Linked DNA regions of Mus musculus: all the other regions are linked to region 4. Evidence: chromatin loops called from intact Hi-C (ENCODE). Cell type or tissue: left cerebral cortex. All regions are shown on one strand. Region 1 overlaps Adgrd1 (adhesion G protein-coupled receptor D1). Region 2 holds the start of Nipsnap2 (nipsnap homolog 2). Region 3 has its middle 83 kb from the start of Gm34145. Region 4 holds the start of Gm38615 (a long non-coding RNA gene). Region 5 has its middle 77 kb from the start of Gm34145. Region 6 has its middle 37 kb from the start of Gm34468.

Region 1 (5,000 bases), 110 kb after region 4:
GACCATAAAGGGGAAGCTGTGAGCTGCCCTGGGATGCTGCTCTAGAGTTGCAGGACAAGCACACCAAGAGCCAGAAGAGAAGGTACCTTGGCTAGTGATGCTGCCCTTGGAGGTAACTTATTAGTGGACAGTTGAGCAAGTGAGCATCCAAGGTGCTGGTTGGGAACCCAAGTGTCACAAAGACCACTCAGAGGGAAGGCACAGGTGCATCCCCAGCCTCCCTGTGGAAGACAGGAGTTCTCATGCCATTAGGGACACTTCAAATGACACCAGGGTGGAGCGTCTTCCTCTGGGTCCTCCACATGCTGGACCATTGAACTGAGAGATATTTTGCTTTTCTTTGGTCTACCTGGGAGGGTCTACTGAGCAGTGCAAAGGGGCCCATACTTTCCAGAGAGCGGCCACTCATGCCTGGCATTCGTCTCAAGAGAGGTCCAATCTACAAAGTCAAAAAGGGAAGAGAAAATCAGAAGAAGGAAATCCAGACTCATTTATATCATAAATCTGTCACCAGTCAGTATTGGTGACACCAAATTTAGACAGCCTGTGGGTGTCTTCGTGGGAGAGAAATCACATCTATTCATTGCTAGGGAAGGTTGATTTGAAAATGGTTTAAAATTATCCCGTTTAAAAGGAACAGTCTCATGAACATTAACGAAATTAAGGCAGATCTCACAAGTAAGGCCAAGCCCCAGGCACACTTACAGAATTCATAAGGTGATAGAAATGGTTGCGTCTCCTGGACACCAAGACACCTATGTTCTCTCTTGTGGTCTTTCAGTTTGTGGTTCGAGTCTTATCCTATTGTGTTCCCATCTTTTCTACTCTCTGAGAACTCTCCTGGCCTTCTCCACTCCTGGTTTCTTTCTTGGGGCTCACTGCTGGAGGCTTCTGTCTTTCTGGTTAAGTGTGTGTGTGTGTGTGGGGGGGTCTTTCTGTGTCTCAATAGACAGTGAGGCACACCTGAGTAGTAACTTAGATTACTAGACCAATACTAGGAGGGATACCCCCAGCAGACCCTAGAATGATGCTCTAGGGGACCCCAGGATTATGCTCTAGGGGACCCCAGGATGATGCTCCAGGAGATGTCAGGATGATGCTTCAGGGAACCCCAGGATGCTAGGATGGATGCTCTAGGATGATGTCCCAGGAGACCCTAGGAATGTGGTCTGAGACTGGCCTTGGCCACTCAGCAGGTCCCATTCAAGTCTATGAATTTTAAATGTGGAAGACTTGGTGATCTAATCAGAATTTTATGCTCAGATACCTTATCTGAAAGTCTCAATTTCTTCCTTTCTTTCTTTTTTCTTTAAAAAAAAAAAAAGTCAAACAGGGCTAGGGATATGGCTTAGTGATTAAAGCGCTTGCCTTGCATGCATGATGGACCAGAGTTTGGTTCCCAGAAACACACATAAATGTTGTGTGGGTGCGGTGGCCCACCTGCAGTTCCAGCCTTGGAAGATGGAGCTGGGAATCCCCAGAGCAAGCTGGCTAGCTAGACTAGCCATATGGGAGAGCCCTAGGATTGATTAACAGGCCCTGCCTCAATGAATAAGGTAGGAGGGGAGATGGAGGAAGATTTCGGACATCATTCTCATGTATGTTCACACATGTGCAAAGACATGCACTCAACATGTATGTGTACACATCCATGTACAAATTAAGTTAATTAAATTTAATTAAAAAGGAGAAGACCCGGCCACACTGAGCTGAATTTGACTAGGAACAGTATTGGAGGAAACAGAGGTGACCCGGCCCCTGCAGGAAGACAGGTTGTGGGCCTAGCTCATTCCTGCTTTGCCATCTTCCCTGTACCAAGACTGGTAGACATTCACCTTCAGTTTGTGCTTTTCATTCTCATCTATGGGGGGAAGGATGACCTGACTAGGCCAGCAGGCTCAGATGAAGGAGGAACGAATGGTCTCTGGGCAGAGTGGTCCCACATGCTCCTCCGAGTGGGAACCTCAGCTGGCCTCCTGCAGTTTTCCCAGGCACTTCAGGGGCACTGAGTTTGTGGTCACTGACTCAGAGGATCCAGTCCTGAAGCCAATGCCAGGTTTTTTTTTTTTTTTTTTTTTTTTTTTTTTGGTATTTCTAAATCTGGCCATGGTGGGAAAGACAGCACAGACTCGGTCCTGAAGCCGGTGTTGGGTGTTCTGTCGTGGAACCCCTTTCCATCTCTTGTCTGGATTCAAGATAGTGGCAGTCGGATATGGCCCTGAAGGTGACCTGTATGGAGGCATGAAAGCAAGGGGTGATGAGACTGGTGGAACCACTGTGTGAGCTGCTTTGGGGGTGGGGGGGGCAGGAGTGCAGCATAGCCAAAACCATATGGGTGTTTCCTAGGGTTGGAGGGGTCTGTGAGGACTGGGCACAGGCAAGCTCTTTCTACAGGACATTCAGCCTGTCTGTGCATGCCAAGCAATGTCCAGCAGATACTTGTATCCCTGTCCTGGGCTGTGGGTCTGCAGTACTCACCCCCTCCACCCAACTAGGGTTCCTCCCTGCCGTGTGCTGTGTGGGTCTGCTGAGCCTCAGCTCTGCCATCTGCAGTCCAGCTCAGGGCTGCTAGCTCCTGGAGGCCCATGGCAGTTATCAGAAGGAGATGGAGTGGGTACCATTCAGTCTGAGAACCCAGGCTCAGCGCCCTGCCTTGAGTTCCTAACTCCAAGTACTCAGCTGATGGTTCTGCTTCTGAACCATCCTTCATCCTTGAACCCCCCCCCAGCCCCCGCCCTCCACACCTGGCACAGAATGAACTTTGAGCATGAGGACCTCAGGGATGCCCTGGTTGTGATGGCTCACGTCAGATTGGGGTGGAGACAGGAGGATGGGGAGCAGGCCTAGCCACTCCCTCTGGAAGTGTGGACCTCTTCCATTAAAACATCAGCGTCGGAGATGGCTCAGCTAATAAAGCATTTATCATGCAAGTGGGGGCTAGAGTCTGGGTCCCTAGCCACCCACAGAAAAACTGAATGGGCTTGGGGGATTCCTGGTTCAAGCTGACTAACTAGGATAACCCCATTGGCTCTGGTTGTAGCCAGAGACCTTACCTCAGTAATAAAGGAGAGAATGGCTGAGGAAGATGTTGGATGCCATTGCTAGAGACCTCAGGGCAGAGTCTTTTCTTTCCTCTTCATCTTCCTAATCCCTATCTTATTCTCTCCCCTGTTGCCTCCCGCTTCAAGTGTTCATTCCTGTCTCCCTTTCTGTCTCCCATTGTCTCATTCACTCCCTGTGTCAGCCTTCTTGTCGGTTGCTTCCCATGAGACATCTTTCCCTAAGGCTCTGGGGAGGCTCCTGGGCCACTTGGGCCATGGATGTGAGCCTAGGAAGTCACATCAGAAAGGACAGTGTAAACTGCTTCTAGGAAAGTCAGGGAGGGGAGGAGAGAGGAGGGACTCTGGGACAGAGCAGATAAAAGGCTTCCAGGTAACGTCTGGGGAGCCCCACCCTAGGTCCTTACTCTGGGGTCCACCAGTCTTATTCCAGAATCTTCATTAAGAATCAGCTGCTCTGAAGCTGGGGGTGGGGAGCTGTCTCCTCTGGGATCCTATTTGAGGAGGAGGCTGCCTTCAGAATGGGGGTCTTGCTCCATGGGGTAAGGGGTAGGCTTGGTGACTAGGTGCAGGGACAGGTTAGATGAGACAGTGCCCAAAAAAATGAAGCAAAGGACTGGCCAGCATGGGCAGCCTAGGCTTGAAGGTGGAAGTGTACCATAGTCTGAGTTTTGGTTTCCTTATGGGCAGGGAGCCCCAAAGGAGTCCAAGAACCAGATGGAAGAGGCATAAGATAGTGGAGGAATTCTTTGTGGATTTTTGTAGAGATTATACACACACACACACACACACACACACACACACACACACACACACACACACACAGAGCCACCTCCCTCTCCATTGGTGGTTTCCATCACCACCGACAAGCCTTCTGAGCCTGCAGCAAGCACCTCTTTGTTCTCTGAACAAAGGGTGAAGATTGCTCCTTTCTTACAAATGAGTAGGTGCATCTTGGAGATTGCTCCAACTAGGTGCATACAGACCAGCCCCTTTCACGTGTCCCCTCAGGATTCTGACCTCCGTGGGGACCTGCTTCAGTGGTAGTTGTCTCTCCAGCCATTCCACACACCCCTTTAATTCTCCTTTTGAGTGCTGTAGGTTAGTTAAATCCCCCTGCTGGGCCTGAAACCCACAAAAGTTCAATGTCAAAGCCTATCTGGCTGTTTTCAAGCCTCTGAGATGAGCTAGGGGATAAAGGGGACTTTGCCAGCAGTTACCACTGCCCCCCAGCACTTTGGGGTCAGGATCTGCCAGCAAAGGGAGGGGGTCCTTATCTCCTGGTATCTGGTGTGACATGAAGGACTCAGTCCTGAGAATCTATACCACACCTGGCCCTGTGTCTTTGGTCCTTGGATTTCCTACCTCCATCCTTGCCTGGCTTTGTATCATAGGTTAATCTTAGTTCCTGACAGCCAGTACAGATAATGGGGAAAGAGCCTATTTTTTGTCTCTGTGGGCTACAGGTATCTCTCAGGAGAGTGGCTGCATCCTGATGTGGTGGCAGTTCCCACCAGGACTCCAGGGACTAGACTCTGTCCTTTAGCCAGGAAGGTAGCTCCTTGTTGTGATTGGCAGCTTAGTCAATCTATCAACCTTGAGGAGTCTCCTGGCTTTTGATGAAAAAGTCCTGAATTTTATTCATTGTGAAGGACTTGTGCACCTCATTTCCCTGGTAAGCCAGGTGGCTGATGGGAGACAGAGAGACTCCTGGGTCCTGGTAGGAAGTATCTGAGGCCCAGATTCCTTATCGGACTCTCCCATGGGGTGACCTGAGCTGCAGAAGGCCTAGTCTCGATGTCTAATTAACTCCGTGAGGGGGTCATGGCATCTCCATCCTTCCACAGTAGCTGGGATGTTCATGCCCACCTGTACCTGCATTGTGTATCCATTTCCATAGGACACAGAATGCTGACAGCCTGGGCTCAGCCCCAGTAAGGC
Region 2 (5,000 bases), 660 kb after region 4:
TGGTAAAGAAAGCCTTAATTAGAAAGATTTAAAATAGTTTAAATTTATACATTGAAGATTATAAAAAATCAGGCACTAGATGTTAAATAATAATTGACCATGGGGCTGGAAAGTTAGTTCAGTGGTTAAGAGCACTGACCATTAAAGATTTATTAACCTGCTCCTGGAAATATGTCACTAGCCTTGGACGACAGCCCCCACTGTATACATCCTTTTAGAATTGTTATATTTTGATGATTTACATTAATAATGATGTTATCTGTTCTGTTGTGATCCACTGAACACATAGTTTCAGAGTTGTAATGCTTGGATGATTTTTTGTGCTTTACTGTGCCAAATGATTTTTGTTGGTTTCTGTGATTGTTTCACTGGATATATACTTTCTAAGAGATATAATGTTTGTTTTTTTAATGTATAAAATCCCCTGCTTGAGAGCTGCAGAATACACTCAGATTCAAACTGCCTCTGTGTTTGTTTCTGTTTGTCACCACCAAATCCTTACCCACCTAGCTTCAAGAACCCTCATTCCAGGGACCCCCCCCCCCATACCTGAGTGGGGTGATCCATGGCAGGGCCTAAAGCCACTTGGGTAGTGGCATACACTTATTTTTTTTTAAATTTATTTATTTTATGTATATGAGTACACTGTAGTTGTCTTCAGACACACCAGACAAGAGCGTCAGATCACATTGCAGATGGTTGTGAGCCACCATGTGGTTGCTGGGTTTTGAACTCAGGACCTTCAGAAGAGCAGTCAGTGCTCTTAACCACTGAGCCATCTCTCCAGCCCCCTACACTTATTTTTTTAATCAATTAATTTATTATTATATCTAAATACACTCACTGTAGCTGTCTTCAGACAAGCCAGAAGAGGGCATCAGATCTCATTGCAAATAGTTGTGAGCCATCATGTGGGTGCTGGGATTTGAACTCAGGATCTTCAGAAGAGCAGTCAGTGCTCTTAACCCCTGAGCCATCTCTCCAGCCCATGGCATACACTTATAATATAGCACTCAGGAGGCTAAGTGCTGAGCACAGCAAGCCCAGGCAACTTGGTAGAACCTATTTCAAAAATAGATTGAAGATGCAAGCTCATTAATAGAACACATGCCTAACATATTCAAGGCCCTAAGTACAGTCACCAGTACTTAGGAAGGGAGGAGAGCACTGGACTAAAGAACTAATGAAACTTTAGAGCCAAATGGCAATGGGTTTGGGGGTGGGGAATACAGGAAAAATATGGCCTAATGCTAAGGAGCACAAAAGCAGAGTCATCAAAGAAATGCATAAACGCCAAGTTTGCATTCCAAGAGAGAGTTGAAACTCCTAACCTATAAAGTTGAGTCAAGTGCAATACTGCATACCTATGATCCCTGCACCGCAGAGACAGAGGCAGGAGCATTGAGAGTTTGAGGCCATCCTGGTCTGAATAATGAGGTCCAATAACTAAACAGCTTATGACGGCTCTGCAAGTAATCTCAACCCAGGAGTTTACCCTGAGATTACAAAAGGATTCCTGTCAGAACAGGCAGGACCCAAGGATGGAGTCGCATGAGGGGAACTCTGAATGCTTGTGAGAAACTCCAAATGAGTCTTGTAACCTCAGTTTCTTCAAAACACAAAACTTGTTCATAGACTGTGCTTCACACCCCTCCCAGGTGTAGCGAATCGCAGTGAGTTCACTCCAGATCACTCATTACTGCTTGCTGCTTTTATTATTTTTTTGCCACGTGTGGCTTGTCCTTATGATTACACACCTAACTCCTGTGGTTCTTCTATACCCTCAGAGTATAAATCGTCTGATGCTCTGAATAAACGCTATTGCTTGAGACTTTAGTCCGCCTCGTTTTTAGGCTCCATTCTCCCAGGTTCAACCCCGACTCAAGAGCGGTAAACAGATTACCATCAGTTTGAGGCCGGACTGGGCGCCACATAAAGACCCTGTCTCAGCTAAGTTGAGAAATGAAGGATCTGTATAAAAAAGGCAGGGCTCACCGACGCTTGAAGAGGCCCTGCCCGCAGCAAGTCACATATCTGCCTCCCACAGTTGGGTCTACAGTTTTATGGACCGCTCTCAGCCTCATTCACATTCAAAGGAGTGCCTCTCCCAGTCTGAACCGCTCCTCCACCACCCACAAGACCAGACCCTGTCATTTGTCCAAATTCTTGTTAGAAAAACTGTACCCATGGGGCTGGAAAGATGGCTCAGCGATTAAGAGCACTGGCTGCTCTTCCCGGAGGACCTGGGGTTCAATTCCTAGCACCCACATGGCAGCTCACAACCTCCTGCAACTCCAATTGCCAGGGGCTCCACCCACACTCTCACACAGACATACATGCAGGCAAAACACTGATGATGCACATAGACTAGGAAGAGAAAAATTTAAAAGATAAAGAAAACCACAACTCCTGAGCTTCAAGATTACAGCTCCCATCCGTCTTCTAACTCAGAACCAGGAAGGCAGCCACCAATTGGAGAGTATCCTTCTCTTGGCCTCTGCATGTAACTGAGGCCCAGGCTGCTCCCTATTTCTCTGATTCCTCGGGATCTAGTTCTGCTTTTGCCTACTCTTATCTTGCTGAAGTTTATGCTTATATCCATAGCTCTTTTATTATCCTTACAGAATACACTTCCCCCTATACCAGTGGTTCTCGACTTTCCTGATGCTGCTAAAACTTTAACACGTTTCCTCATGTTTGTGGTGGCCCTCAACCATAAAATCAGACTCTGGATTCCCCACATGCACAGATCTACTCCTTTCCCGTGGATCTCCCCGTGTACATTCCAGGTTCCTTTCTCACTCGGACTTCAGAGACCCTGAACTCCCCTCGCGGGATCTACGGATATCTTCAGCAACTTCTTGGCACGCCCCCTGGCGGCAGCACTGAGGCGCCACGCTGCTCCCCCTAGCGGCCGCTCCCCTGCACTACAGCGGCCTAGCGCCCTGCCCCGCCCCGCCCCAGCCTGGTCGGCCCGGCCGGGGGAGGGGTCGCGGTAGCGGCGGCGTCAGCGACACCGAGGCGGTAGGAGCTTCAGGCTCCGGAGCAAGATGGCGGCGCGGGTGTTGCTCGCGCGAGGAGGCCTGCTGCGGCCAGCCGCCCAGAGCGGCTTCCTGCCGGGGCTCCGGTGAGCAGCGCCGCCCTTTCCGGGGCCCGGCCGGGGAGGGGCCGCCGTGGGGCGAAGGGCGCGGGGTCCCCGGGGCGGGCAGGGGACGCCGGGGGGCCGGCCTCCCGAGTCCCAGGCGACCGAGGGCTGGCGAGGCTGCGGCGCCTTCCCGGGCCCCCGTGGGGCTCAAGGTCACCGTCCTGCCGGCGCCGCCCTTGCCGGGGACGCCCGGGCTCGCGGGCCACGTCCGCCCTCAGCCTCTGCGCGCTGCGCCCCTCGCAGTAGCAATGCCTCGCCCCAGGTCGTGCAGAGAAGCAAAAGGATGGCTGGTCTCCCTGGGGAAGCTGTACCCCGGGGTCCCCAGTCGGGACAGCCCTTAAATTTGAAAGCGGAGTGGCAAAAAAAAAAAAAAAAAAAAGTAACCCACGGTGGCCAGCTGTAGTAGATGGCGGAGTTCGCTGTCGAAACTTTTTCTTTTTTCCTGACCTCCGCGGAGACTGTGCTCGGTGTGTCAACCTGTCACCTTGACATCCCCACGTTTAAATAACGAAAGGCCATCCGAATTTACCGACAGATTTGTTTTCCCTTCTTTTCTTCCTTTATATGCTTATTTGCTGTTTAAGCGGTTTGTAGGATTTATTTTTTTATTTTATGTGTATAAGTGTTTGCTTTCATGTGTGGCTAACACATAGGTGCCTGGGGCAGCCAGGAGAAGGTTTTGGATCCCCAACGACCCGGAGTTACAGAGGGTTGTGAGCCGCCATGTCGGGGCTGGGAATTGAATCTGAGTTCTCTTCTAGAGCGGCAAGTGTTCTTAACCCCTGAGCCATCTCTCCAGGCCCTATGTATGTATGTATGTATGTATGTATGTATGTATGTATGTATGTATGTATGTATTTTGAGACAAGATCTTACTACATATATTCCTGGCTGGCCTTGAACCTTCAGCAAACCTTTTGCTTCAGACTCCAAAGTTCTGCAGTTGCAGGTGTGCAGTTGCAGGCCAGCCTTGGCTAATTGAAATATTCCTTTTTTTTTTTTTTAAGATTTTTTTTAACCTCTGAGCTCTCTGCCACGTGTGTGTAATTGATTTTCTTCCACCATGTGGGTCTGGGAAATTGAATGTAGTTCATCAAACTTAGCAGCCAGTTTCTTTACCCCTTAAGCCATCTCACCAGCTCCAGAACTTGCCTTCAGATTTCTTTTGTTTGTGCGTATGTGTGGTTTTTACCTGCATCTATGTATGTGCACCGTGTGCATGCCTTGGGCCTTCAGGGACCAGAAGAAAGTCTCTGACCCTCTGAAGTACAGTTACAGAAATGGTTGTAAGCCACCACTTGGGTGCTGGGATCGGAACTCTGCCCCTCTAGGAAAGGAACAGGTGGTCTTAGGCATGGAGCCATCTCTCCAGCATTATGAGAGCACCATATAATATGGCTTGTCTGATTTACTGGCAATCTTTAGTACTGGGGTGTGTATCTCACACAGACACACAGAGGACAAGAGACACATCTCGAGGGAAAAGTGTGTGAATGCTTTTGTTTCAGGACAGATGCAACTTGTAGGTGCAAATTATTTAAACCACCTGTAATATGATTCCAAGTGGAATGAACCGACATCTTACTCTCACATCTGTTGTTACTGAGCAAGCAGTCCGAGCCCCTAAAGTTTGTATTTTGTTCCTTGGGAAACAGGCAACTGAACCCCAAGGTGCTCACTCAAGACCCAATGCTCAAAGTCATGAAACTGGTAGAGTTTTGGACCTACCAGGTACCCGTACTTGGAGCCAAATGCTCCCTACCCCTTGATTCCTTGAGGATACTCTCACCCTCCTCTCTCCCTTCCTGCCAATCCTCTCTGGGAGCTATTCAAAGAGGAGGAAGAAGAGGGAGTC
Region 3 (5,000 bases), 330 kb after region 4:
CAGTCAGTAAATGGCTGATGGGGACAAATGCACTCAGAGGCAGTTTCGATGGCCATGGCCTCTGGCCAAAGACAGAAGCTCTCTGAGTTAGAGGCTGAGGATGGTCTTAGCAGATGGAGCGTGTATCACAAGCACAGAGAGACACTCGTTTTTCTTGCAGCGCGTTTATATCCTCATTCTGATGGACGATCGATCGTCGTTGAGAGCCACAATCCAAATGGTTGGGAGGAGGCAGAGAGATACATCTTCCGTGCAGAGCTCTCTGCTCCCTGTCTCTCCTCGACAGTGTTCAAGGACCCAGAACAAGGTTTAAAGTTCCAAGGGCAGGGGATGTCACAACAGAACCAGCTTCCCTTCCTCCAAGAGGCTTACAATATTGTCCGGATCTGTCCTACAATTGTTAAGTATGAAGAACCTTCTGGACTGGGGCTAGAGAGCTTGCACTGGCTGTTCTTCCTGGAGGACCCGGGTTCCATTCCCAGCACCCGCATGACAGGTCCCAACCATCTGTAACTCCAGTTTCAGGGGAGCTAACACCTTCCTCTGGCATCTGTGGGTACTGGGCGTGCACGTGGTGATGCCTAGACATTTATGCAGTCAAAACATTCACATACACAAAAAAATTAATTTTTTTTCTTTAAAAGAGAGCCTTTTAGATTTACAGTAGATAATTGCAAGTGTTTGCATGCTTGAAGATCACCTGAGGATTTAATGGAACCCAGATCACTGGGATGTGCCCCAGCTTCTGGAGATGCAATGGGCAGTCTCCCTGGGCTGGTGCTGACCACAGCTGTTGGAGATGGTAAACCCCAGATGCCTGGCTATGTGACAGGGTTCCCATAGGACAACAGAAGCCGCTCCCTACCATGGCAGAACTGATCCACCTCTGAATATAGAGGATGAAAAAGAAGATGAAGACCCAAGAGCTGACAGCAGGGCTGGAGAGACGGCTCAACAGCAAAGAGCATGCACTGTGCTTGTAGAGGAGCTGTACTCTTCCTGTCTAGCATGATCCCAGGGACAGACCTGACTAGATGATCCCAAGGACAGACCTGACTAGATGATTCCAGGGAGAGACCTGACTAGGGTAGTGAGAGAGTGAAAAAAAACAGAACACAGACAGAAAGTTGGAGCATGGTAGAATGGGCTCTCAGCTGAAGAAACCACAGTACCCTGGATGCTCAATGTGTTTATTATAGAGAGTTGAGCAGGGAGGTGGGGTTATTGCACACAGCTGAACAGCGAGACTGGGTTACCATATATTGGATTAAGGTGACAGGTTTAGCTAATCTTGGTAGGGAGCAGTCTCTGGAGGAGAACAATCTTCGGACCATGAGTATCGGGGGAAGAGAGCTAAGGCGGATATTTTCTGTCCACACTGTCAACATCCACACATGGACCTGAAGTGAAGGCTTTGTCATTTCCCTCCAAGCCTCACCCAGGGGCAAGGCATTGCCATTACTGTGTGGGTCTGAGACTCTAGGGTCCTCAACATGGTCATGTCCTTGTCAACAGTGCACATTCACCAGGACTTAACTCAAGGTTTGATCTGCTCCATGCAGAGCTGATACAGTTCCAGATCATAGCTGCAAGCCCCCTGTGTGTGTATATATATATGTAAATATATGTCATATACATATACATCATATACATGTACATATACATCATACACATGTGCATATACATATACGTCATACACATGTGCATATACATATACATCATACACATTTGCATATACATCATACATATATACATCATATACATGTGCATATACATGTGCATATACATATGCATCATATATATAACATACATATTTACACACATATATTATATACATATATGTTTATATTTACATATACATATATATCATATATTTATACACATGCACACACACATATAAATGCTGTCTCTGTACTGGAGTGTGAGATCCCAGAAAGCCACAGCCCTGCACACAGAATGCTGAAATGAAAATAAATCCCCTTCCTGGAGACAGAAGCGTCACACCCTACCTAACCCCACTTTCATATCCCAGGGACCCAAGAACAGCCAAAAGAGGCAGTCCTTGCAAGGACTTCATAATGACAGCAAAACCTTAATAGGACTGTGAGTTAGCAGGTCTAGTTGGAGCTCTCTGGGGACTCTGCAAGGCCAGGGCCACTAGCATCCTTGTCAAACACAAGAGTGGAGAGACCAGGAGCAGTAGAATTTCCCTCCCTGCTGCTATCAGAAACTTGCAAAATCCCAAGACCAGCCTGACTGGAGAGAAAGCGGATATCAGTCCCTGCTGAGTCTCTGCTGCATGTCCACCTGGCCCAGATTGCTGGCTCCCTGTGGACTCATTTTGTTTCCAGCTCCAGATCTCACTTGCAAAGCCCAATGCTCTCCCCCCCCCCTTCTCTCTCAGGAGTTTGGCAAGGCGGTCAGTAACAGAGGTGTCTACAGAATGAAACCCAGCCCCTTTGCGGGATACTGAGGGAGAGGCTCCCTATTCCTTACTGAAGAGAGCAGCTTGGCACAGGAAGTCAACAGCTTGCATCCACCACAGGCACTAGAAGGAGCCAAGTTCACCATGCATGCTGCAGCTGCTCCTTGCACCCACTGCTCCCCTAACCAGCCCTGGAAGGCAAGCAAGAGATGACAGATACCCACAGACACTGGCAGGCGGTGAAGACATATCCCACAGCAGACCACAACACTTGAAGAGGTACTTGAATCAGCAAAGATGCACAGGACTTATGCCAGAGAGCTACCTGCATGGCCGGCTGGTCACTGAGGAAAGTCACCTGCCACCAAGCTGTTCTATATAGTGTCAAAGGGACTGTGGGCAGTATTACCTATCTACCCACTGTGGCTCTATAGGGGACATTTCCTACCACAGGCTCATGAAGTCCAGACAGAGGCAGCCCTCAATAGCACTTCTGCAGAAAGAGTCAGAGGGTGGAAGGTTCCTCCTGTATGGGCTCTGGGAAGGGGAATGGGAAGAATAGGAGTAGCAGTGGCATGATGTTCTATGCACAGTGATGGCCGTGGTCCTGCAGGTGCTGATTTGGGTAAAAGCAAAAGATGAGCTGGGCACAAGAGCTAGGGATAGGCTGGGCGTGGTGGCTCACGCCTTTAATCCCAGCACCTGGGAGGCAGAGGCAGGCGGATCTCTGAGTTCCAGGACAGCCAGGGCTACACAGAGAAACCCTGTCTCGAAAAACCAAAGAGAGAGAGGGAGAGAGAAAGGGAGAGAGGGGGGGGGGGAGAGAGAGAGGGAGAGAGAGAGGGAGAGAGAGAGACAGAGAGAGACAGAGAGAGAGAGAGAGAGCGCTAGGGATAGACTGACAACCCTGAACACTGAGGAAGCCTCAGGCTTGAGGGTAGACCAAAGACGGGACCTTTCTGGTGGTGCTCTGGTGGCTCAGGAGACAGACTAGGCTCAGAGCTTCCTGCCCTTCTGCCAACTCTGATGGAAGAGGACGGGAAATGAATGCAGCCCCCCCCCCCACCCATGGTCTGGCCTCCTCACTTAGGAACAGCCAGCAAGGTTCCAAGAAGTCCAAGAGAGCTGTGGCCACTTGTCAGGTTAATTTACAGTGTTTGGATTCATTACAGAATAATTATCTCATCGATTTGCTGTTGGCGTGTTTATGGGTTCTGCTCTCCGATCAGGAAAGATATAGAGAAGCTAAAGTAACTTTAATTATGTTAGTGCCTGGGAAACTCGAAAAGTTTGGCACCTCAAATATTTTTAAATTCCAGAAAAACGGAAGTGACCATCCACAACAAAGTTTTAGCACTGTGGGGCCAGTGGCCTGGGAGGTCACATCCTCAACCCAGCCAGGGGGATGATCACTGTGAACTCTGTCCACTGGTATCTGGGTGGGCTTGCCTTTCATTTTTACAGAGTAAAGGCCAGACCCCATGTATGACACCTACTTACTTCTCGCTGCCCTAAATATTTATAGCAGCCCTTCAATTCCCCATGAGGAGCCTCTCCTACCCTCTAGCCCTGTGTCTGAAGGTGCGATAGTACCCCTAGGTCAGGAGGGACCACGAGAGTCCTGTTGCTCCACCCTGCCCCACGAGGCCTGGTCATCAAATGTAAGGCCAGAAGAGGCAAGAGGTCCTTTTGAAGGCTGGATTGCAGCAGCCTTTCTGCCACCAGGAGGGCTTTGCATCTGCTCTGAAGCAGAAACCTGAGAAAGAAAATGCTTAAGAGTGAACTGCTGTGCCTGACTGAGTGACTGTGAGTCAAGGTGTCCATGCTCTGTCACAGTCACTGCGCAGGGGTGCACACACAAGCACCCAGAAGAGCCACTCTCTGCCGGATGCAGGCATCAGCATCCTGCTCAAGGGCATAGTCTTTGCAAATCAAAGAGCTATGTCTAGAGCTTAGAAAGCTAAGGCGACCCTAACTTTAATAAATAAAGTCAAATCATAATGAAGACTTAGTACAAGGGTTGAGAATAAAGATCAGCATGATCTTTGTCCCCTAATGCAAGTGGCAGAATTGACCCAGGTTTGTCTGAACAGTCAGGAGCACAGAATCAATGAAGAATGAGGGCTGTCAAACTCAGATGCCACCAGTGTCTCCCTTCCGGGTCAGGCGGGCCCTGGGGCTGGCCTCACTCTCTGGCACTCAGCCCCAGTGTCTACCTCTCAGAATTGCATCCTGCAGCTCTTGACAGAAGCCTGAGCCTAAAAGATAGGAAAAAACATTCATATGCTTCCTGACACCTGTCCTCATGAAGTGGTGGTTTTGGGTGCATTGTGGGATATAGAGGAAACCCAGATGTCTCCTGTGGGAGGTGGTCTGAAGAAGAATAGCAGGTCTCCCTCTGCAGCAGCCAGTCCTGAGGGTAAACCACAGGCCTCATCCTTCACCTCCCCCAAGGATGAGGTGTCTCCCCCCCCCCCCCCACTGGCCTTCATGCCCCATCTTTTCCCCAAGTTCACGCTGACTCAGGCTTAATGGACTTAAGGGGGACTTGACCTTCAGGGGTCACTATGATGCA
Region 4 (5,000 bases):
CCCAGAAACTTCAGGTGAGACAGCAGCTTTCCTAGGAATCCACCCCTCACCCCTCAGCTCTGAGGCTGCCCTTCCTTTAATGGTAAAGGACACATAACATAAAATTCCCATCTTAACCACTTGCAACACGGAATTTGGTGGTCTTAGAGCGGTCACAATGTAGGGTAGCCGCCACCATCATTATGATGTTGTTGTTGTTGTTGTTGTTGTTGTTGTTGTTGTTCTTCTTCTTCTTCTTCTTCTTCTTCTTCTTCTTCTTCTTCTTCTTCTTCTTCTTCTTCTTCTTCTTCTTCTTCTTCTTCTTCTCCTTCCTCAGCCTCATCACCCTGTGTTGGCTGTTCATTGCTGTAACAAAGTCCCGGAGGGAAGCAGCTTAGAAAGGGGAAAGGTTTGCTTCAGTTCATGGTTTCGGTTCAGTTGCTTGGGACTGATTTTGCAGGTCTGTGGCCCGCAGAGTATCTTGGAGAGAGCCAGTAGAAGAGGCAGTGTCTGCAGAGGCCAGCAGAGGCCAGCAGAGGCCAGCAGAGGCCAGCAGAGGGCATTGTATCCTCTGGAGCTGGAGTTACAGATGGTTGTGAGTCACCTCATGCATCAGAGAAGCAGAGTCAGGAAGCAGAAAGTCCTGCTATCTCCTTCAAGGGCACACTTCCAATGGCCTAACTTCCTCCTACCAGGCTTCATAAAGTTTCCACTACTCCCCCCCCCCCCCCAATAGCACCATAGGCACCAGCAATCCTTTAACACATACAACCCTAAGCAGAAACCCATACCTCTGTTACCAGCTGCTCCCACTCTGCCTTCCAGCTGTGTCAACTTAACACTAGTCACCTGGGAAAAAGAAACCTCAATTGAGGAATTGCTTTCATCAGATTGACCTGGGGGCATATCTACCAGCATTTTTTTTTTTTTTAAATCTGTCCAGCCCACTGTGGGCGGCACCAGCCCTAGGCCTAGATGATTCTGGGCTGTATAAGAAAGTAGGCAGAACAAGCTAGTAGGCAATTTTCTTCTAGTTTCTGTCTTAGCTCCTGCTTGAGTCCCTGCCCTGACTTCCCTCCATGATGGGGTATGATCTGGGACCATAAGCCAAATAAACCGGTTCTTTCCCAAGTTTGTTTTGGTCACGCTGCACATCTCAAAAATTGAAAAGCAAGCCAGGACACCAAGCATGGATCTGTTTTCTGTTTGCATGGATTCTTCTGGACAGCTCATTTAAATGTGGCCTTCTGCCTAGCTTCTCACACATCGTGTTTGAAGAGCAACCCACGTTGTAGCGTTTCTCTTTGTAGCTGAGCGTGGACCACATTTGCATATTCGCTTATCGCTGCTGAGCATTTGGTATCTACTCATTGGCTATTGTCAAGCAGCCTTTGTATGTGGCGTGCTTTGCACACCTTTACTTCTTTTCTATACACAGCCACAAGTGGGCTTACAGGTCAAGTGCTGACTCTGGATCAGATGGTCCCCACACCAGCTGTGCTATTCATGGCCCGCTACAGTCTCTGTTTCCTCACAGGCTTGTTTTATTCTGGAAAGTTACTGTTATCAAGTCTTGGGGTCTCTTTTTGGACTTTCTAAGCCGAGCAGAGTGGGATACCTGAAGCAATAGTCTGATTCAAGTCACCAAAACATGGAGACTCACAGACCCCACTTAAGGGGTCCCTCACTAAGGGGTTCCCCAGGGATGTGTCAAGATGCCTGTTCTGTCCAGTTATAGGACAGGCAACCTTACCACGAGTTCAGGTGTGAAACCCACAGAGATGTGTCTTTCCTTTCAAAATTTGGCAACAGGGCAGCAGGCGGCATCTCCAGAGGACTTGCTTCTGATGCTGTGTGGAATATGGCTCTATCTGTCATCACCAGTGTTGCCTAGGTGCAGAAAACAAGGCTTGGCAGATGATCACCTAAAAGCCCAAGTTATTCATTTAAAACCCCTTGAGGATGGTACTCGATGCCCATAGCCCAAACAGCCATATATTCCCATGGTCCTCCTTGCCCTGTCCAGCTTCCTGAAGTCTGAGGTCTTTCTCCTTTTAGCTCATCCCTTCTGCTCTAATCCACTTTTTCCTCCCTTTTTATGATTTAAATTTATTCTCTTGTGGTTCTAGAAGCCAGAATGGAAAAGTCAGGGTGTTTCCAGGGCTGACTTCCAGAATCTTCTGGGAGAGTTCTTCCCGTCTTTTCCAGCTGTGGGAGGCACCATGATCCTGCCTAAGGTGAGACTCTCCTACATCAGTCTGCCCCCCTCCTCTCCTCCTCCATCTCGCCTCCTCTCTCCCTCCTCCCTCAGACCTTGGATGCCCCGTTTACATGTCTGATGGTTATACCACAGCCATGATAATCAGGAAGACCTCCCATTTCAGGCTCCCTAAGCATGCCATCCGTGAGCACTTGCTCTCAAACCCACTGGGCTCTTTCCCAACTGTCACAGCCTGGCATTCCACAGACTTGCTTTGTGTGGCCGGTGCTGATGACAGGCACCTCTGTCTGGGGAGAGCACGACTGTTGTTCACCATTCCTTGATTCAGTCATCATCTGAGAGAGATAGAGACAGGATGATAGAGACGTAGAGATGGATGGAGAGAAAAAGAAGATGAAGACACAGATGTGGACAGAGGAGCAGACTGACGCTATACACACTCACAGGAGGAGACTGAAGCTCTGTGTGCCCACAGAAATCTTTCGGTTGGTTCCAAGCCCTCACCCTCAGTTTGATATTGTGCTTCTATCCATCTGACCCACACCACAGCCTCCCTAGGCATCTACTTCCTTCCCAGTCGCTTAGTGATGACAGACCAACAAAGCAGAGTCCTGGTCCTCGACGAGGTGAGCCGTGCCTTCTCGTAAGCACAGACATGCCCTGTCCCGTTAGAACGCAGGGAAACGGCCCATTTGTCATTTTCTTTTCACCTGGAGGTCCCTAGTGTTCCCTAAGCATTGGGACCGCTGGCATTGGGATAGCAGCACCTCCAAACATTTCCCCTATGAGCCACTTGGGGGCACCCATGCTCCGTATTGTGGCCACAAGCCTACAAGGGATTTGTTCCAAAGGTCCGCATGTGTTTGTCCATATCCATTTCATAAATAGATCACACATTCATGTATTTTTATACATAATGCAAATAAATATGTATAAAAATTTGGAGACCCCGCACCACAAAGAATGGAAGGGTCTCAGACAGCTGCTCGTTAACAATGCCCGCCACGCACCCAGGCTTGAGAATCGTCATGAAGGAAGGCTGCTCCACTGGCCTCGGCTTGGACAGGGCTGGATGCTGGGCCAGAGACAGGTTCAATCTTTCCAGGTATTATAGAGTTACTGTTATTTAAGTCCTCACATTCTTTGGAGCATTTTACTCCAGGAAAAGAGGTCTGAGGTATCTCTTGGTGCCACTGAGGGAAGGAAAAACTGGAGACACATTTGCGATGTGACTTCATGGATTTCTACCTAAAAGAGAGGCATCCAAAGCCCCAGATATGTAGGTACCAGCTATCGAGGATGAAGCTAAAATGACATTATGTGGGCTGGGTCACATTAGACCAAGCCATTCACTTACCATCCACACTGTTGGGAACTCTGGAATGCCTATTCCAAGCTATGTCCTGAAATGATATCCTAAGCTTTGGCAAATGGATTCTACAGAGGCCCCACTAGGAAAAGGGCTAGTGAGGCTCAACTGGAGGAGGATGGCTTTGCAGTGGTACCCAAGCCTCACATCCACTACAGCAGCTCAGATGATGCCAAGCAGCAGACACACCAGGCAAGCTGGGAAGTCGTCTGGCCAAGGTGGCTTCTGAACGTCAGAGCCTGGTTAAACGAGTTTACTCTAGGGGGGTGGGGGTGGGGTGTTCTAAAATCTTAGGGATACTTACTGGGTCTTTGGAGGACAAGATGGTGGCCTAAGACCAAGGCACAGCCGTGGATGCTGCTTGCTTTGTTTATACAGGCTATTGGCAGGTGAGCCGTAGTGGCCTTCCAAACGTTGATGCATGTGTGCTCGAGTCTCTGAGATCTTGTCACAGAGCAGTTATGATGTGACTTGGTGGATCTGGGTGAGTCTGAGAGTGTATTGCCAGCACACGATTGATACTGGCTCTGTAGTTCTTGGGTCATATGATTGTAACAAAGGCTCTGCACATGATGTGTCCCAAATAGCGGCCTCTGAGGGATGGCCACTATAAACTCTGCTCTCCCTTTGGCCTTTTCTCTCCATCATTAGCCCAAGGAAACCAAGTGTCCCCAGGATGGTAGCTTACATATTTCTCTAAGTCATAAACTCCTTCACCCACTAGGTGACCTCAACTATTGGCTGAGGGTAGGAGATTAAGAAAATAGCACGTCCCCTTGTTGTCACAGTCTGTCACTGTAGTTTGCGAGGTAATCACACAGCCTGCCAGTCTGATGCTAAACGCTGTGTGGACAGGAAACACAGCACAGGGCAGGATGCCAGTCAGCTCTAGAAGTTAGGATTGAAATTCTGGGTGGAGGAAGCTTGCCGAAAGAATGTCAGCTGGTGGGGAGAGGGACCTTCGGCAAATAAGGGCGGCAGGACTGAATGTCTGGATCGCTAAGGAAGGAGAAAAATAAGGAGGTGAGTCTGAGGAAGGGCGAAGATGGGGTGCCCCCTTGCTCGGGCTGTTCTACAGAAAACAGCGAGTACTGGGGAGCCAGCTAGTAAGCGCGAATTTACAGAGAATGTCCACCAGGGGGCAGCAGAGCAGAGGGATCAGAGGTTCTGTCACAGAATTCTAGAATGGGGGAGGAGGCGTTGACGGGGTAAGGGTGACGGGGGTGGGGTTTGGAGTCGGGAGACAGGACTCGCGGGGGTGGGAACCACAACACGGGACCCCAACAGGCACTCCACAATTGTCTTTTTATCTCAACTGCCCTCTGGTACTCTTTCTGGATGGCAAGTTCCCAGGACAGTGTGGTCCTAAGAGATGCTCACCCGGCCTCATTCTTGGGACCTCTGTATAGCAGTTCCGGGTAGCCACCCCCC
Region 5 (5,000 bases), 320 kb after region 4:
TAGGCTGGGGAATGTTGAAAGAGGGAGGCTCCATCTATGCAGCTGCAGGGAAGCCATCATCCATGCTGGGTGAAGACCTTCCAGTGTGGCTACTTTCAGATCACCCATACTCTGACTCAGGTCTGGTCCGTAAGAGGCTTAATAAACTAGTTGGTTCCCCAGGATGAACCTAGTCGGAATTGAACTTGGGTTTGTCACTGAGACCTTATGAAGAAGTATATATTGCTTAATTCACCTGCCATGCTCCCCACCCCTGTGGTTTGAAAACGTTTGGCCCAGGGAGGAGCACTATTAGGAGGTGTGGACTTGTTGGAGTAGGTGTGGCCTTATTTTAGGAAGTGTGTCACTGTGGGGGTGGGCAGTGACACCTTCCTTCTAATTTTGTGGGAGCCAGTCTTCTCAGATGAAGAGGTAGAAGACCTCTCAGCTCCTCCTGAACCATGCCTGCCTGGACGCTGCCATAGTTCCTGCCTTGATGATAACAGACTGATCCTCTGAACCTGTAAGCCAGCCCCAATTAAATGTTGTTCTTATAAGAGTTGCCTTGGTCATGGTGATCGTTCACATCAGAGAAACCCTAACAAGACACCCCCAGGAGAAAATTCTTGCAACAACGTGGATTCCAGATGTCGCCATGACTGTACTCTGTGGGATATGCTTGAGTGCTAAGCCATCCCTTATAACCATTCAGCCAGCTCAAGCTTTCCCTCAGCTCTCCCGCTGTGCCACCTGATGCTCTCTGAGGGGCGTGGAAAGCTGAAAAGAGGGTTCGTGTGAATTAAAATTGCATTAAGGCTCTCAGAAGACATCAAAGTCAATTTTGGTTTTCAAGAAGAAAGTGCATGTCTTAGAGATGCATCGCAGTTCTCAGCATTAAAAGCAGCCCGGCCCCCTCCAGGGCCGTCTCTATCGCTCACTTCCTGTGTGTAGTCTGTGCAGTGACACCTGCCTTCGTTTTAATTGCAAGCTTATAGCACACAAACATAGTTGGGAGGAAAAAGGATTCAGGCTCCCTTGGAGGGTAGCTATGTGCTCATGACAGCTCATTTGCTGTTTCATGGTGTGTTCAAAGTGGCCTGCATGCCCAGAAAAGTCTTATTGGAGTTTGTCGCCATTTACAAGTGTTAAGTGTACCCAGCTTCCAGGACTCCACACTAGTCAGCTATCAGAATATGGATTACCTGAGTCCTTAATGGCTGTAGGGTGAAAGGTGTCTCTACACACGGCACTTCAGCCCTAGGAACAGTCAGTAATGACTGCCTGTCTTGGACCAGCCATTCTGCCCACCTCTGGAAGTCAGCTACAGTCTCTGGCACCTTTTTCCCTGGTTAAAAAAAAAAAAAAAAAGTGGCCCCTGGGTGGCCAGACAGCTGAACTTCACCTTGGATGTAGTCCAGTGGGTGGTGCACACCTTTAATCCCAGCTCTTGGGAGGCAGAGGCAGGCAGATCTCTGAGTTCAAAGGGCAGCCTGGGTCTACAGAGTGAGTTCCAGGACAGCCAAGGCTACACAGAGAAACCCTGTCTGTACTCTTTTTTTTTTTTTATTATTCTTGCCTATTCTTTTTTTTTTTTTAAGATTTATTTATTTATTATATGTAAGTACACTGTAGCTGTCTTCAGACACTCCAGAAGAGGGCGTCAGATCTTGCTACAGATGGTTGTGAGCCACCATGTGGTTGCTGGGATTTGAACTCCGGACCTTTGGAAGAGCAGTCGGGTGCTCTTACCCACTGAGCCATCTCACCAGCCCTGTCTGTACTCTTAAAAGTAAACCTTAAAAAGAAAAAAAGATAGAAAGGAAAGAAAAAAGGAAGGAAGAAGAAAGAAAAAGAAAATTCAAGTTGGACAAAACAGACTCATCTGTCAAGTTCACAACATAAAGAAAGCGTGCCCTAAAGACAGGGCTTTGGGGCTAGAGATGTCTCAGCAGTTAGGAGCTCTGGCTGTTCATGGGGAGGACCGGGGTTTGATACCTAGCAACCATGTGGCCCTTCACAACAGCCTGTAACCCCAGGTCCAGGGGCTCCGACATCTTCTGGCCTCTGCAAGCACCAGGGAAATCATGTAGAGCATAGACTTACATACAGATGAAACACAATTAATTAATTAATTAGTAATTAAGTCATATCACTGAATGATATGACTCATCAACAATGAGTTGTCATGGAGATGATTATCGCCATTTGAAGAGTAGCAAGCATTAGGCACACCCAGAGCTGTCACCTAATGTCCCTGCACCCAACCATGCTTAGGGGTTCTTGCTGACTGACTGACTGACTGACAGAAATGTGGTGGTTTTTCCTCCCTCGGGTGTTATATAGATTCAGTCCCCCCCCCCCTTTTTTTGGTTAAAGTCTAGTTTTTTCTACAGCAAATATAAAGACAAATTTTCTTTTACATAAATATATTTTGCAGTAAGAAGTTATTTTCAAAAAAAAAAAACCAACAGATACCTTTGAAATGACTGAAGCTGCATACTGGGGAAATATAGACAGATCAGGAAAAAAAAATCAGAACCAGATATCTAAAGTTAGGCCTGAGTAGAGCCATGGCTCTTAAACACTGGAAGCTAATTAAAGAAACAAATCTTACAGGTTTGTGGCTGCTTTTTTAATTAAAAAAAAAAAGCCAGGTGTAAGTCAGGCCATGGTGGTGCACATCTTTCATCCCAGCACTTGGGAGGCAGAGGCAGGCAGATCTCTGAGTTCGAGGCCAGCCTGGTCTACAGAGCGAGTTCCAGAACAGCCAGAGCTACACAGAGAGACCCAGTCTAAGGGGAAAAAATGTGTAACCGAAGGCCACCAGGTCTCTGCATGACAGTTGTTGACTGGGGACTCCACGGAGATCACTCTCGCCCACAAGTTGCCTGCACTTCCGGGCCACTGTTGCAGTGTGCGGTAGCCTGGGCTGAGTCAGAAGATGCCGCCCAGGAGAGAGCTGAGCAGCATCTGTAATCCATACACGCAGCCAAGTCTCCTCCTGACGCCTCCAGTTTCCATAGATGTTAGCTAAGCTTCGGGAGAAATAGATAGCATCATCTCAAGGCAGATGTCCCCCTCTGCCAGCACCTCCTGCTATCCAGCTGTCCATCTCATTAGGTAGATGTTCCCTGGGAAGAAGCTCTCAGGCAGCCAGGGATGGTCCATAGCTCAACTGTCCCTGGAGGCTGAAGAGTGTGCAGTAGCTTCACCCAGAACACCATCTGCCAAAGTCCCTGTCTTAGTTAGGGTTTTACTGCTGTGAACGGACACCATGACCAAGGCAACTCTTAAAAAGGACAACATTTAATTGGGGCTGGCTTACAGGTTCAGAGGTTCAGTCCTTTATCATCAAGGTGGAAACATGACACCATCCAGGCAGGCATGGTGCAGGAGGAGCTGAGAGTTTTATATCTTCATCTGAAGCTGCTAGCAGAATCCTTCCAGGCAGGCAGGATGAGGGTCTTAAAGCCCACACCCACAAGGCCACACCTCCCAACAGTGCCACTCCCTGGGCCATGCATATACAAACCATCATAGTCCCTGACTTTTCCTGTGCTTCCTTCTGTGTCAGTGGCCTTGATGGCAGGGGCTGGATGGATATCCTCACTAGGAACATCTGGCTGGGCTCAAGGCAGGGGAACTCTGAGCCCTGCTGCCCAGTGATCAGGGCTCTGCACCATGGCATCCCTACCCTACATCCTTCAGAACGGCAGAGGTCCAGATCAATATCTGCCACTAGGCAGAACCAGTGCCATGGGGTCTTTGGGAATGCTATAAGTTTAAGGTTCCAGCCTGGTCTGTCCTGTTTCTAGTGTGCCCTCTGTGTTTAACTTCCCCCAGAGTTCCCCCAGGGCTGTTGAAGCCCCAGCCTTTATATCAACATTCCACCAGTATGGGACAGAAAAGCCACCATCCCACCTGGCCTGCCCCCGTCTCCTCCCAGTTTAGGCACCAGCCACAGCAGCTGTGGCCTATACCCTGGCAAAGGCCAAGTCAATCTCCTGACAAGGGCCAGATGACAAGAAAGACTCTGTGGACCCCAGACCCCAGCTCATGAGGAAGGGGCCTGGCCAGTGTCTGTCTAAAGTACACAGGGAGAGAGAAAACAATGGCCGTTCCATTAGGATTGTCATGGGGATCCATGGGAGACCCATGAAAGCAGGCAGAGAGAGAGAGAGAGAGAGAGAGAGAGAGAGAGAGAGAGAGAGAGAGAGAGAGAGCGAGCCGCAGGGCCCTAGTGTGGCTGCGTCCATAGCCGCCAACAGGCTAGGAGCCGCCTAGCCAATTACTACAGAGCTGCTGAGCTGCCAGCAGGGGGCACTGAGAGTCCAACTCCCTGGAGAGACTCTCTTAGGCCCATTCTTCTCTCCTGATTAAATCTCCTCTAAATGCTGTCATCCCAGGGAGGGAAAAGGGCTCTCCTTATGAGGCTTATGAGGGTATCAGGCACCATTCCCCAGACTCTTCCTATACCCTGGGGCTTTAAGCTTGGCCAGGGAGGATGGATACAAAGTAAGGCCTTGGTCGGCAGTGCGTAGATAAAGAACACACACACACACACACACACACACACACACACGGGGGTGGGGAGGAGAGAGAGAGAGAGAGAGAGAGAGAGAGAGAGAGAGAGAGAGAGAGAGAGCGAGCCGCAGGGCCCTAGTGTGGCTGCGTCCATAGCCGCCAACAGGCTAGGAGCCGCCTAGCCAATTACTACAGAGCTGCTGAGCTGCCAGCAGGGGGCACTGAGAGTCCAACTCCCTGGAGAGACTCTCTTAGGCCCATTCTTCTCTCCTGATTAAATCTCCTCTAAATGCTGTCATCCCAGGGAGGGAAAAGGGCTCTCCTTATGAGGCTTATGAGGGTATCAGGCACCATTCCCCAGACTCTTCCTATACCCTGGGGCTTTAAGCTTGGCCAGGGAGGATGGATACAAAGTAAGGCCTTGGTCGGCAGTGCGTAGATAAAGAACACACACACACACACACACACACACACACACACGGGGGTGGGGAGGAGAG
Region 6 (5,000 bases), 400 kb after region 4:
ACACACACTACTGAACTACACTGGAGTGAGCCTTGGGGGCTATTTAGATCATGGGCAATCCTTCATTTCCACTCCAATCTCATGCTGATATTACTGGGGTTCTACCCATCTTGTTCCTTCTGCACTGGGAAGAACCCATCCCCCAACCCCTGCCAGCTGCCTGGGTCTTGAGTTATGACACTTTTAATTAAATTACTTTGCCAGAGGCTCTTCACTCAAAAAGCAATCGTTCTAATTGCTCATTTTGAGATCTGATCTGTTACTTCCTTGACAGAGAGGCCTGTGGCTATGACGTTGGCAGAAATTAAATGTCTACATCTATATATCCTATCTGTACCCACAGGTGCATGCACACGTGCGCGTGCGCACGCGTGCACACACACACACAGAGAGAGAGAAAGTTTAAAGGGACTTTTCCTATCTACCTGCCACAAACCTCCAAGAAACCACACCTCTCTGGCTGTGAGCAGTCTCTCGTTCTTCCATAGGAAGCTGCCATGAGACATCTCAACACTGTGCTGCACAGCTTCTGGAGGGGAAAGACCCACCCCAAACTCATGGAGCAGTCCTCTATAGAGATTGTGATCCCTGCAGCGTGGACACCTCTCTACCTACCCTTGTGTGTGTTCCTCAAGGTTCTTTGAGAAGGACCCAGACCGTGAGGCTGGTTCCAGGTATACCCTGACCTAGGGTAGGAAGCAGTTCGGCAGCCAGAACTAGGACCGTACCAATTTCACCTGTGCAAATCTTGTCTCTGCAGTGACATGCTGTGTCACTTTGGCATGTGCCAAATCCCTCTGGGCCACAGTTTTCCTATCTGCGTGCTAGGCAGTTGATCCCACAGTGAGACCAGCAGGCTGCAGTGTGCTGTAAGGAGCTGTAAGCATGCCCGTGCCATCTGTCCAGCACGCAGGCCTGCCCTCATCCCCACTGTCTCTGTCCAGGTCTTTGCCAGCATGTGACCAGGCTGACCTCACTGTGAGTGGAAGAGTGGATGCAGCTGCACTGTGGCTTCCATGGGCCTGAGGTCCGTGAGCGCTTTCGTGAGTTCTTCCTCCATAAAACAGTTCTCAAATGACAGCTTGTGGCTGGTGAGAACAGGAATCAATCAATGTTATATTTTTTAGAATGCTTCCTTTGGCCCAAGAGCTCATTTTTCTTCCAATTTGAAGAGAAACTAAAACGCTTTAGTCATCCCCAAGTCTTCAGTCAGCCTGGACACACTCCAGGAAGATCTGCATCCAGCTGGCACCTGCCTGCTAAGACTCTTTCCTGCGGCTTCGAAAAGAAACCCAGAACAGATTGCAACCGGACACTTAGGTCATGTGGCCGTCACTTTAGCCAATGCCAGGAACGTGGGCTGGAATATGCTGATTAGTGGGCGTGGTTTGCTCTTCCCTTGATGGTTGTAGCCCTATTCCTTTCCTAGAATCAAGTGCCCTGAGCAAGGGCACCCCAGCCCCAAGCAAAAAAACAAAGCTTGCAGACAGCAGGTGAATGCCAGACAAGGCAGCTAGAGACCACAGGACGTGATTGGGATCCACAGCCCAGGGACTCTTTTTGATGGCTTGCAAAGCTAACTCTCTAGGGATGGGGCAAAGTCCAGGCTGACACACAGACATCCGCATCTCAGTGTGGGGTTGTCCCCAGCAGTGCCTACAGCCTCAGCAGGGACTATTGTGGTCCACCCCAGAGCAAGAATCTACTCCACAGTGGTGCTGTGTCTTCAGGGCATGTGGACACTGGGTCCCTTTGGTTCTGGGAGAAGGAGGAGGAGGAGGAGGAGGAGGAGGAGGAGGAGGAGGAGGAGGAGGAGGAGGAGGAGGAGGAGGAGGAGGAAATAGAAACAGAGACAGAGGCTTTGTGCTATGGGCTGGACCTCTCCTTCCTGGCTACAGCTAGAGCCTGAACCCTCTCTGGGAGAGAGATGATTGGACTTCCAGATGGAAGAGCCCCCAAGAGGGCATCCCTACTTGCTACTGGGCAGTGCCCTTGTGTGATTGAACACTGCAGGCTTAACTCAGCAATGGAGCCTCTATGAGCACCCAGTAGCTGCTTCTGAGCGCACATAGGCATGTCCTTGGTGCTTGGAGTGGTACACACACAGCTCTTGGGATGCTTATGAGACATCATCCCAGATTCCAGAAACCATATCCAGGTGTCCCCAGAGCTCTGAGCATGTGAGAGCATGTATGGACACACACTCACTCTTCACACACACACAATGCTGTGCACACACTCAGTTTCCCTAGCTATGCGACACACCACATAGTTTGCTTTCTTAGGCTAATACATGACTTCACTTGAGTCTTCTCTCTCAGAGGGAGGGACGGAGGGACGGATGGATGTCAGAGCTCATAAGTCCCTTCCCACCTGCCCTGGATAGAAGAGACCAGTGGTCAGTGGAGAGAAGGAGGTCATAGTTGTACTGTCAGGGGCAGAGGAAGATGGTCTAAACATGAAAGGCCTTCAGAGAGCCATACAAGGCTGCCTTGTATAGGGAGTAGCCCCTCCCAAGCTGGGGTTTCCACACAAGATGGTATACGGATAAAGGTCAACCAGCTGCAATATGTGGCTTTGGGGTGGGGGTGGGGGTGTCACACAGGTCTTTTTCTAGCTTCACCCACAAACGGGAAGGGGGGCAGACACCAGGCTACAATGTGGGCAGGGTTGGGATTACTCAGGTCTATTTCTAGCTCCAGCCCACGAGCCACTGAATGAGACAGTTTGCGGAATGAGGCATTAGACCCCTGCAGCTGTGACCTAAGAGCAAAAGCCACCATTCTCAGAATGGGAGGGAGGCCAAGGGCCCAGTTATAAGGGAGAAAGGGGCTGAGGCTTCTTTCTGCACTGGCAAAGAGGCTCCCCCTAGGGACCAGAGGGAAGGAACTACCTTCTGCACCTTCCAGCGCTCCCAGTTGCTATGCAGAGCATCCCATCTTCCTCAGAGCATCGCGTCCTCCTTGCCAAGTGCTCACTTTCCTCATAACCACCCCCAATCCTTTCCCTACTGTGGCCCTGCTGCTAAGGTCGAAGTCTTACCAGACAGCCCTGAGCTCGGTGCAAAATGGCAGACTCCCTTTGCCAGTGGGACTTCCTCTTCTCTGAGGGATCCAGAAGCCCACCTGAGGAGTGTCACCTGAGATCCTGCACCTGAGAACCCTGGAATGCTTCCCCATGCTAATGAGGCATTTCAGAACCTCAAGCCTTCAGCCAATGACCTTTGCCTGCCCTGGATAGTCTCACCCCTTTCCCCAAAACTATATAACCCTTGAATCACCCCGAATAAAGGGTATGCATACAAGTCCACTCCAAATAAAGAAATAAGCTCAAGCTAAGATCATCTCAGAGAGCTGTTTCATTGAAGATTGCCAGAGAAGGCTTTCTCCTAGAAGAGCTGTAATACTAAGATCCTCAGAGAAGTCCTTCTGCCCCTTGGCCCCCACATTCATTCCCAGCCAGACCGGGATCCTGCAGGACTCCATCTGCTCTGCACTCTGCTTTATTATTCCTGCCCGGTGTGCAACGGGGTCTGAACAGCCTGAGGTGAATGAAGGCAGGGGAGTATCCAGAATCACACCCTACTCCCTCCCCAAAACTCCAGACCACTCTATATCATTGTCTAAACCAGCAGCCTCCCACAGCAGGGCGCAAGTGCTACCCCCCTGAGCCCTAGTGCCCTGGATGGTGACTGGACTGTGTCCACACTTCACAAAGACATTCTCTGAGAACATAGAATGGTGAGATCCATGGTGCAGGCCAAGGTTGCTGTGAACAGCAATACTACCAGGCTGAAAGGGTTAACCAAGAGCCGGAAGCTGGGGAAGCAGTGGGTGTCAGCCCTGAAAGGGATGAACAACCAGGGCCACTCTGCTCCCTGCGTCTGTCTCATCAGAGAAAGCAGGAGGGAGAAGAATGACAGGAGTTGGAGGGGGGTTCTGGAACACAATGAAGGATAACCACATATGCAAATGCTGAGGTCAGTCTCCTACACTAAGCACCAGCCCCCACCAGGATCCCCTGAGTCACAGGGGAAGGGGAAACAGGGATGCAGTTGTGTTGTAGGGGAAATGTCCCTCTGTCACTCTATGAAACACTGTTTCAAACAGTGACCCAGGAAGCAGGCTGTTTTTGTTCTTGGACCAGTCAAGAAGCCTGTGGACTCAGTGGACCTCAGGCGGGCTTCTCAGCCTCAGTGGCTGAGCCATTGGAAAGTTTCCCCGAATGAGGGCTGTTGAGATGACTCAGCCGATGAAGGCAGCCTGACAGTCTAAATCCAATCCCCAGAACCCACATAGGAGGAAAAGCTGAACTCCTGATAGCTGTCCGCACTCCTGCTGTCGTATGCACACACATGCACACAATCATTCATGCTGTCGTGAGAACACACATATACACAATAAATACAAATCACTTTTAATGGTGCCATGACGGACAGCAGAAGACAAGAGCATTCTCTACCCATCTGAATCTCAGAAAAGGACATTCCTGCACAGGCCATCAGCAGAAGGTCCCCTACATATCATGTCCCTTCTCCTCCCTAGCCTTCCTAGTCAGGGCCAAGCTGGACTTCAGGATGGGAGGTGGGGCCAGGTCTCCTGACTGACCCTGTCCTCACTGAGACTTTCTATTTCCGTTGTCATGACAACCTTAGAAAGCATGCATCCTCCCAGTGAACTGCCAAGTGCATTGAGTGTCACTGTAGGAACACAGCAGGTGCCAAGTCTCCCTGAAGCAATGTGACCTTTAGGAAGCATAGACCTCTCAGCTAGAGCCCTAGGCCAGAGCCAGCTCAGAAGAGCAATAGGGCTCAACTCATGAGTCATTAAAAAATATGCCAGGGCTGACGAGATGGCTCAGCGCATAGAACAACTGACTGCTCTTCCAAAGGTCCTGAGTTCAAATCCCAGTAACCACATGGTAGCTCACAACCACCCTATAATGAGATCTGACGGCCTCTTCTGGTGCATCTGAAGATAGCAATAGTGTACTTATTTATA

What was found. A loop is a pair of places that touch in the nucleus more often than their neighbours do. Peaks named below come from ENCODE experiments on the same cell type or tissue, not always from the same donor. Only the 100,000 strongest peaks of a DNase experiment are listed, where the experiment ranks them.
Region 1: it touches region 4 in a loop (6-fold over the local background); 29 of 42 quality-filtered maps call a loop at or near these places.
Region 2: a loop joins it to region 4, with 4 times the contacts of the local background. A loop is called at or near these places in 3 of 42 quality-filtered maps.
Region 3: it touches region 4 in a loop (2.7-fold over the local background); 15 of 42 quality-filtered maps call a loop at or near these places.
Region 5: it touches region 4 in a loop (16-fold over the local background); 14 of 42 quality-filtered maps call a loop at or near these places.
Region 6: a loop joins it to region 4, with 7 times the contacts of the local background. A loop is called at or near these places in 2 of 42 quality-filtered maps.

What each region holds. Positions count from the first base shown.
Region 1 is chr5:129,172,189-129,177,188 of GRCm38, forward strand. All of the region lies in intron 15 of Adgrd1 (adhesion G protein-coupled receptor D1), which reads left to right. Among named protein-coding and RNA genes, the nearest start is that of Gm46923, 58 kb to the left of the region's middle. In left cerebral cortex, CTCF peaks have their summits at 1,464 and 2,548 (motif pointing left); DNase peaks (open chromatin) are centred at 570 and 1,463; H3K27ac peaks cover 1,828 bases.
Region 2 is chr5:129,722,095-129,727,094 of GRCm38, forward strand. It overlaps Nipsnap2 (nipsnap homolog 2), which reads left to right and starts at 2,981. Exons shown (of 10, transcript NM_008095.4): 1 at 2,981-3,127. The coding sequence starts at 3,051. In left cerebral cortex, a CTCF peak has its summit at 2,912 (motif pointing left); DNase peaks (open chromatin) are centred at 2,960 and 3,770; H3K4me3 peaks cover 2,038 bases; H3K27ac peaks cover 1,432 bases.
Region 3 is chr5:129,388,703-129,393,702 of GRCm38, forward strand. No RefSeq gene overlaps it. Among named protein-coding and RNA genes, the nearest start is that of Gm34145, 83 kb to the left of the region's middle. In left cerebral cortex, no CTCF peak of the experiment used is centred here; DNase peaks (open chromatin) are centred at 2,338 and 2,538.
Region 4 is chr5:129,058,776-129,063,775 of GRCm38, forward strand. Gm38615 (a long non-coding RNA gene) reads left to right here and starts at 4,803. Exons shown (of 3, transcript XR_868544.1): 1 at 4,803-5,000. In left cerebral cortex, CTCF peaks have their summits at 526 (motif pointing right), 2,990 (motif pointing right) and 4,694 (motif pointing right); DNase peaks (open chromatin) are centred at 1,242, 2,341, 2,997 and 4,702; H3K4me3 peaks cover 242 bases; H3K27ac peaks cover 711 bases.
Region 5 is chr5:129,382,169-129,387,168 of GRCm38, forward strand. No RefSeq gene overlaps it. Among named protein-coding and RNA genes, the nearest start is that of Gm34145, 77 kb to the left of the region's middle. In left cerebral cortex, no CTCF peak of the experiment used is centred here; a DNase peak (open chromatin) is centred at 2,986; H3K27ac peaks cover 694 bases.
Region 6 is chr5:129,454,063-129,459,062 of GRCm38, forward strand. No RefSeq gene overlaps it. Among named protein-coding and RNA genes, the nearest start is that of Gm34468, 37 kb to the right of the region's middle. In left cerebral cortex, a CTCF peak has its summit at 2,867; DNase peaks (open chromatin) are centred at 1,272, 2,257, 2,826, 3,895 and 1 more place; H3K27ac peaks cover 3,186 bases.